Linked DNA regions of Mus musculus: region 1 is linked to region 2. The links are chromatin loops, found by intact Hi-C in ENCODE. Cell type or tissue: left cerebral cortex. All regions are shown on one strand. Region 1 holds the start of Fam133b (family with sequence similarity 133, member B). Region 2 holds the start of Cdk6 (cyclin-dependent kinase 6).

Region 1 (4,000 bases), 200 kb before region 2:
ATCCTATAATCTTTAAAACCATGAGGGCATCACCAATGTAAGAAAAAGAACTGGATTGCCTCTCAATTTCTGGAGAACAACAACAAACGTCAGAACAGGTAGTATTTTCAGAGGCAGACACTCAAACTCTAGTCCTGGAAAACTATGGAGCTAGTAAAGAGAACAGTGATTGTGGTGGATTGAGGAGCAGGTGTGACTGAAGCAAAGTCTTTCAAAGTGGTGGCAATGCATCATAGTGGCTGATGTCATTAGTAACGTGTCTAAAGACACACTATGCACAGTATCATAGGATTATGTGATTCCTGAAAGATAACTGCACGTTCACCTGTATCTCTACGGTGGGGGATGTTGATGATGGAGAAGCTGTCTATGTGTGGGACCAGGATGTATAGGATAGCTGTGGTTTAAAAGTCCTGTTAAAAAGTGAGACTTTGGGGCTGGTGGTGGTGTGGGGGGCTGGGGGAGATATCAAGATCCATGAGGACTGAACCAAGTAGCAAATGATACAAGTTCTGGTCACAGTTTAAGCATCCTTACCCTGCCCTAAGTATTAGTTCTCCATTACATCTCCAACACCTCCCACCTTTTGATGTAATGTTTTCAGTCTTAGAATCTTTTAAGTGCAAACAAAATGCTACTAGAACATATTGTGCGATGACAACAGAACAGAACAGTACAGAGCTGTCAACACCCTCCAGTAAACGAGACTAATTTCATAGGTTTTGAAAATGCCTTAAGGAATGTGTAAATAAAAATTTCCAGTAAAATGAAAGTCTGGATTTCAGTAAGAAACTGTAATAATGTCTGTAAGCAAGCCTATAATCTTTAAAACAACGATAGCATCATTAATAACAACAAAACAAAACAGAAAAATCTCCAGGAATCAGGTGAGATGTGTCTGAGGACATTAATAGTCCAAGCACTATGTCGAACTCTGGATGCCCACACACATAGACCATTTCAACTGGTCTATTCTATTCTATTCATCTCAACTCCATTCATTCTACGGTCTCGTCCTGAAGCCAGGAGGAAAGTACATTCCTGCACAGTGCGAGCAAGGTTAGTGGCCACCGAGCTTCCACGACAGAACCACAAGAAACTAAAACGGACGTTTTTTGTTGTTGTTGTTGTTGTTTTTTGTTTTGTTGTTGTTGTTGTTTTTAAGACAGAGCGGGGAACACTGTCATTTCCCGGGCAGCTCTTTAGGTACCCACTCGCGTTCGCTTGGGCAGTTGCCTTTGTGGTCAAGCGGTGACTAAGGAGGACTCCCATTCCCACAGGTAGAAACTTGGGTTCAGAAGTCACTAACTTCCGAGGGCACTGGAGTCTAGAGTACCCCAAAGCCCTCATCCCTGTCCCCCACCCCCATCCCCGTGGTCCCGCTGCGCTGGGTCTGGGCCTCTCGGCACCGGCGGCTCCGGCTCACAGCCCTTACCGCTGCGGGGCGACAGGCCCCAGGGTCGGCCGAGCAGGACGCTGAGGACCGGCAAGGCGCACGCGCATCGCACGGCGCGGGGTCTCGGGGCCCCAAGTGCGACGCGGCCGCCAGCCCCGCCGCGACGGGCGACGGCTTCCGCTCGTTCGCCTGCCGCCCGGCCCCGCCTCACTGCTCCGTTTTCCCCGCCGAATACTCACCACGCGATTATCCCGTTTCCCCATGGTGGCCGGCTGAAGGCGCGGGAAGCCGCCGAGGGAGCAGGCCCGAGAAGAAGCCGAAGCGGCCCGCCGCGAGTCCTCTTACCACCTCTATGCCCCGCCCAGAGAGCGGCGCCCCGCCAATCCGGGGAGACCGTATGCGCCACGGCGCCCCCTGGTGGTGCGGAGGACAGCCCGGCGCTAGCGACCGCCTGCGGTTCCCAGGAGCTGCAGCAGGATTCCTGTGACCCACTTAACCATTCCTGAGCAGGACCCACTCTGTAGTCAAATCGGTAACTCAGTTCCTGGGTATCCAATGCCCTCTTCTGACCTTTGTGGGTACCAGGCACACGCACTGCACACCTGTAGGCAAACACATAAAGTAAGTCTAATGGAAAAAATTGTCATAAAACTTAAAAAAATGAGTCTGGGACCAGTCAAATATAGTTAAGACATAATCCTTATCTTTAAGGGGTGTGTTTATTAACTCATAGGGGGAGATAAACACACACAGGTTAGACTTTACTGCTTTGGTGCTATGGGATTATCTGGATTGGACTTAAACTTCAGAAGTGGTCTAGACTCTAGAGACTAATTAATACACCATATTCTCTGACTATTCACAGGCTTAGAAAAAGTGACTTATGGATTCATGTCAACATGAATGCATCAGGAATAAAATCGATCAGAATCCTTTCTGAAATTTTAGAAAATGGAAATATGGGACTTTCATTATACTGAAGAAAATCCTTTAGCCTTTCCCCAGACCTCATGGATATGAGGTGAGGGGTGGGTGGGTAGACATCATGAGTTTGAGGCTATTTTGAGCAACAAAGTAAGTCCAAGTCTGATCTGGGTAACTTAGACATTGTGTAAAGTAAAATTCAAAGGGAAAAAGGCTGGTATATGCTGCAGGATATGTGATCACACTGTGAAACCTGAGATTGTATTATTTACTAAAAAACAGTTGTTTCTAGTTGTGGTATGACTCAGCACTTAGAACACAGTTTTAATCCCAAACAGTGAAGGTAAAGTTAGTTTGTAGAAGGAAGCACCCATATTTGAAAGTTATGTGTAATTGAGTGGCAGACAAAGTGATGAATCAGAGAACAACCTGACAAAATAGACTATATAGAATATGCCCAACTGTCAGGAGAGAGGCAGTGAAGCCACTTAGGAGAGCAGTGCAGAGAGAAAGCGAGGAGAGAGGCAGTTTTACTGAGATGGGTTGAAAAGAGAACAAGCTAGACACGGGTGAAGACAGAATGAGTCAGAGAGTGAGAAGGAGCCAGAAGATTAGAACAGGTTGCCAGAGTTAACTCGGGGCCAATCAGAGCAATTCAGTCAGAAAGTGAGAGAAGCCAGTTAGAACCAGTCAGCTTGGAGAGGAATTTGAGCCAGAACAGCTGAATTGAACCAGCCAGTCAGAGTTCAGAAAGAACAAGAGAGGGTGAATATTTTCAGCAGTAACTTATCAGAGCCTGTAAAACATTCTAGGCCTATATTAGATTGCACAGAGGCTTCCAGGACCAGGCCTAGGTTAGCAGACTGAGGCAGTAAGCCTCAGAGATGACATTTAATTTAGGGAAATAAAAGTTTACGAGTAACACCAGTGACAGTGATACAGCATTTACCTAGCATGTGCGAGGCCCTGCATGGAATCCAGTACCTCAAAGAAAATCTTCTTCTCGCTGACAGAGACTCTCTCCTTTCTCACCCTCTATTGTTGCAACAGATATTCCAATCTCCACTTTCTTTCTTAAAACGGTCCTGTATTAGTTTGGATGTAATTGGTCTCCATAGGCCCATAGGGAGTGGTGCTATTAGAAGGTGTGGCCTCGCTGGAGTGGGTGTGGTCTTGTTGGAGAAAGTGTCTCGATGGAGGCAGGCTTTGATGTCTCCGACTCCACTATGGCCAGTGACACAATTCTCCTTCTGCTGCCTGTGGATCAACATGTAGAACTCCCAGTTGCTTCTCTAGCACCATGTCTGCCTGTATGTCACCATGCTTCCTGCCATGATGATAATGGACAACCCCAATTAAACGTTGTTCTTTATAAGAATTGCCTTGGTCATGATGTCTGTTCACAGCAGTAAATCCCTAAGACAGTTCTCGAACTGTGTTGAATATAACCCATGGTGGTTCTTCTAGTACCACTCAGTGCTGATTGTTCTTGGGGAACCAGCTTCACTGCCCACCATGGACTTGGCCTCAAGGTTTTATTTCTGTTTCTCCTTCCTTATCCCTTACTTTCAACTAAAGGTGATGATTAACTACTTTTGCTTTGTACCCAATGCAGAGAGTCTGTGAGCAGTAGCCTATTCTTTCTTTGTGGCTCACTGACGATGCTGACAGTTGTCAGCC
Region 2 (4,000 bases):
AAACGAGGTAAAATAAATTTAGAAAGCGCATCTTCTTTTTGCATATAAGCAGATGCTCCTGAACTCACAATTCAAAATCCCACTGTGGGATCAACTAAAAACCATCTAGAGACACACCAGTCACAGGAGGATAAAACAGGAGAACAGGGTGAGCGAGCTAGCCAAAACTCTTCTGTTACAGGGACTTGTATTGAACTGCACTCAATGATTGGTTATACAAGGGTGTTTGTTTGGAGGAATGCTACTTTTTATTTACATATATGATTATTACCTTTTATCTGGACACCCCACAGGTAACAGACAAACGAAATTTGATATTAAATTCTAATGTTGAAAGTCATCCTTTCCTACAGCTATAGTGATCCTCTAGGGTAGTGAATGACTCTGAGCCAGCAGGCAACTTTCAGGATCACAGACCTCTCTGAAGTGCAAGACACAGACAGACAGACAGACAGACAGACAGTAATCCACTTTTAGTAAAACCTGACTTTCTAGAAGACTCATTCTCCCTCGTCTCATTATCTTTTGCTGTTGCACCCCACATACCCCTGCCACCCAACTAAAGCATAGGTATAATGGCGGCCCTTTATTTACATTGGCTTTTTACTTATTTATGTAGTATGATTCACTTGTGAGTCTGATTATATTGGGAACAAAGTGCTAGCAAAAAACAAAAACAAAAACAAAACAAAAACAAAAAACCCAACCCCACCAAAAGACAAACAAACAAATAAATAAACAGAAAAAAAAACAAAAAACAAAAAACAAAACGAACACCCAGCCTAGTAGAGGAGTTAAAAGCCCTTTAACAACCACCTCCCAGGAAGATTCTGTAGACTCTGAGTCCTAGAGGGCTTGGTATTTCAAAGGTCAGTCTCGGGTCGCTCCTTTTTGATGACTAATGTTACATTGTTTGCCTTTTACAAAAATATTTAGCTGTTCTTATTTACATAACTTCATCCCAGGGCATACAGTAGGCACATATTTGTTGTAAGGAATCCCTACAGGAATGAGAAGACAGGATGAAGACGCCAAGATCATCCCTCTAAAAAGAAGAGCTGAGAATGTTAACTCATCACCTAATTTGTAGAAAAGTCTGTGCATTCCCTTTTAACTTCCAGCTATGCATCTGTTTAAAAAAAGAGAATGAGAAAAGGCACAATGGGGAAATCCCAGCATCTTCGAGAAAACACCATTATCTTCAGTCACAGGAGACTGGGTTAGGAATGCCTCCCCCACCCACCTGCACAACTCTTCCAGGGAAAACAGAGGCTTTAAAATCTAAAGCACAGACTCACATCTAACCAATGAGAGAGGCATTCTAAGTCAGATCATACCAGTCCACAGATACTAAATGATACAATCAGAAAACCCTTTGAGAAGCAATCGCCCTCCACCCTACCACCCACTCTCCCTCCCTTTCTTTTCTCAGACAGGGTCTTTTGTAGCTCAGGAGGGTCTTGAACTCTGGATCTTCCTGGTTCAGTGTTCCCAGTACCCAGCCTTGAAAGACATTTTTCAAACAATGTTTAACACTAGGTGTCAGAGTCTAAACTTCTGAACTTCTAAGACCATCAGAAACCATTCTACAACTATAAAAAAAAAGTCACCACTGTGGGTTTGATTGGCAAACACATTCTTACACATTTCTTAAACTTTATTTACATTATGCTCCACCCTTAAAGTTTCCTTCTAATTATCTGCAAGCTGGATAACTATCTCACTCTGTCTCTCAAAAATCCCCCCACCGACGGGGAAAGTTAAGTAAGGGCTGGAGGGATTGTCTGGTTTTGTCCCTAAAAGACACCCAACGCCCCCCCGGAACCCTTGGGGCACGCAGAGCGAAAGCTCTTCAGAATAGCTTGGCTGCCCGGAAGCCACCGCAGGTCTCTTTTTCTGCCCTGTCTAACAGAGTCACCGGTTTTATCTGGGGAAACTCAACTCTTAACTTTAGTTGGGCCACCAGCCGCCCCTTGCCCAGCACCTTCCCGGACCCCATAGCCAGGGCTCCCGGCTCACCTGACCACGTTGGGGTGCTCGAAGGTCTCCAGGTGCCTCAGCACCGCCACCTCGCGGATGGTGGAGAGCGGCATGCCCTCCTCACTGGTCTGCACTCGCACGCGCTTCAGAGCCACGAAGCGGCCGCCGTTCTTCAGGTCGCGGGCCTTGAACACCTTCCCATAGGCGCCTTCGCCGATCTCCGCCACGCACTCATACTGCTGATCGGCGCGACTCAGGCTGTCCTTCTCCATGCTGGCTTCAGGCTGCGGGTGCGGCACAGTGGAACCGGGGTGCTCACTCGCTGCCTTACACGCCTCGGGGAGTCGGACTCGCGGCCGCCGGGCTAGACGGACCGACCTTCTCGCCCGCGGGTGCAAGCCGGGCGCAGCCGCTGCGAAACTCCGCCTAGCCGAGTCGCCGCGCCGCCGCCGCAGGAGAGCGCCGATCCCTCCTCTTCCCCCTCCGCAGCGATTACATAGTCTGCCCACAATCTCTGCACCTAGGAGGAGGAGACCGGAGGACAAGGAGAAAGTGTGATCAGACTGCCCGGGAGACTTCCACAGGGTTCCACCAGCTCCTCTCCTCCTCCCTCTACTCGCACTGGTTGCCTAATCGGGCCGGGTTTCTCGGAGAAAAACCAAGTTACTTTTCTTCCACAGCAGGGCTCGTGCAGTCTTCACGAAGGAGAGGTTGCTGGGGCCCCTCGGGGATGAGCGCAGCGCGGGACGCAGCGGGACGAGAGGGGGCGTGCCGAGCAGCCCAGAGTGTGCCCGGAGCGCGGGGGAGGGGAGGCGCCGGGCGCGTCAATGTCACGGCTCAATATTTATACCTATATTATTGTTCTCCGCTGCCCTCCCTGACTCCAGGGGCCTGGTCGTGCAGGGTATGGGGCGACCTGGGGGAGTTCGGAAGCTGGCGTAAAAGCACCGGGGGTTCACCCACGTGGGGCCGCAGAACGGGGTTGGGGCTCCTAGAACCCTGTAACCCGATGCTGCGAGTATGCGAGTAGGGGTGGTCAGACATCTGCTCGGAAATTGCTTCCTTTCTTTTCTACTTTCAGTTTTTCTACAGGGAGACATTTGAAAGGGACTCGCTCTCACAAATGGTCTTTGGGGTATGGCAAGCTTAGTGGGAGACGAAATTCTGCCTCCGATTCGGAGGACCTCCCTGGTGGAAACTCAGCGAGGACAGACCATCTGGTAGGGGAGGGCTGGGGCTACTAGAGGTGGGAGAGCGAGGGGTCCTGGAAGGGGAGTAGTGTCGTGCTCCCCACCTCACACATACACAAACACAAAGATCCGAAGGATGTGGGAAAGGAAGGTACGTCACACTTTCACTCGTCCTGTCCTGAAAAAGTAACTTCGGGACTTTGCTAGCTAATCGGGACTGGTCCTTAAGTTTTCAAGCCGTGCAAAAGCAACCGCCCTTACGACGGTGGGGGTAGGGGGCAGTAAACGTAGGTCTCCCCGGTGTGAGAAGGGGCTGCCCTTGTGTCGAGACTTCCGAATCCCCGCCCGGTATCCTGGGCGGCTGAATGTCGGTAGCTGAGACAGTCGCTCTGTTCTCCAAAGGCCAGAGGCTAGGTCCCACGCGCGCGGTCGGGCGCCCCCTCCCCGTTCTGTTGTTTAGGGATGACCGAGTGAGCCTTCCCGTCCCACAGCGGCCTTAGTCTGGGCTGGACCTTGTTCCACCACAGCCGCGTGTCCGGAACGGTCTGCATGCGTTTACCTGCCCCGTACCCATCCCCCCCACCACCACGCTCTTCTGCCTGGTATTAAAGAACACATGGAGCGACCCCCACTGGATGCCAGCATAGCACCGCCCGGCCAAGGCAGGGCCACTCCCCGTTCCTTTGAGAGCTTTCCTAAAAAGCTGCGGAAAGGACCCTCCAGCCCTCACCCGGGGGTCCGAGCCAGGTCGAGGGCCACACAGGTAGCGGGAGCAACGGCCTTGGCGCCCGCCCTCCCCCTCTGCCGGTGTCCAGCCTAGGCTCCAGGAG

What was found. Peaks named below come from ENCODE experiments on the same cell type or tissue, not always from the same donor. Only the 100,000 strongest peaks of a DNase experiment are listed, where the experiment ranks them.
Region 1: a loop joins it to region 2, with 2.5 times the contacts of the local background. A loop is called at or near these places in 1 of 42 quality-filtered maps.

What each region holds. Positions count from the first base shown.
Region 1 is chr5:3,541,583-3,545,582 of GRCm38, reverse strand. Fam133b (family with sequence similarity 133, member B) reads right to left here and starts at 1,750. Exons shown (of 11, transcript NM_001042501.1): 1 at 1,636-1,750. The coding sequence starts at 1,659. In left cerebral cortex, a CTCF peak has its summit at 1,812 (motif pointing left); DNase peaks (open chromatin) are centred at 1,529 and 1,791; H3K4me3 peaks cover 1,367 bases; H3K27ac peaks cover 714 bases.
Region 2 is chr5:3,342,619-3,346,618 of GRCm38, reverse strand. It overlaps Cdk6 (cyclin-dependent kinase 6), which reads right to left and starts at 2,726. Exons shown (of 8, transcript NM_009873.3): 1 at 2,648-2,726; 2 at 2,020-2,500. The coding sequence starts at 2,252. Gm36470 (predicted gene, 36470) reads left to right here and starts at 3,060. Exons shown (of 4, transcript NR_168898.1): 1 at 3,060-3,321. In left cerebral cortex, a CTCF peak has its summit at 2,075 (motif pointing left); DNase peaks (open chromatin) are centred at 2,742, 2,986, 3,495, 3,766 and 2 more places; H3K4me3 peaks cover 2,346 bases; H3K27ac peaks cover 449 bases.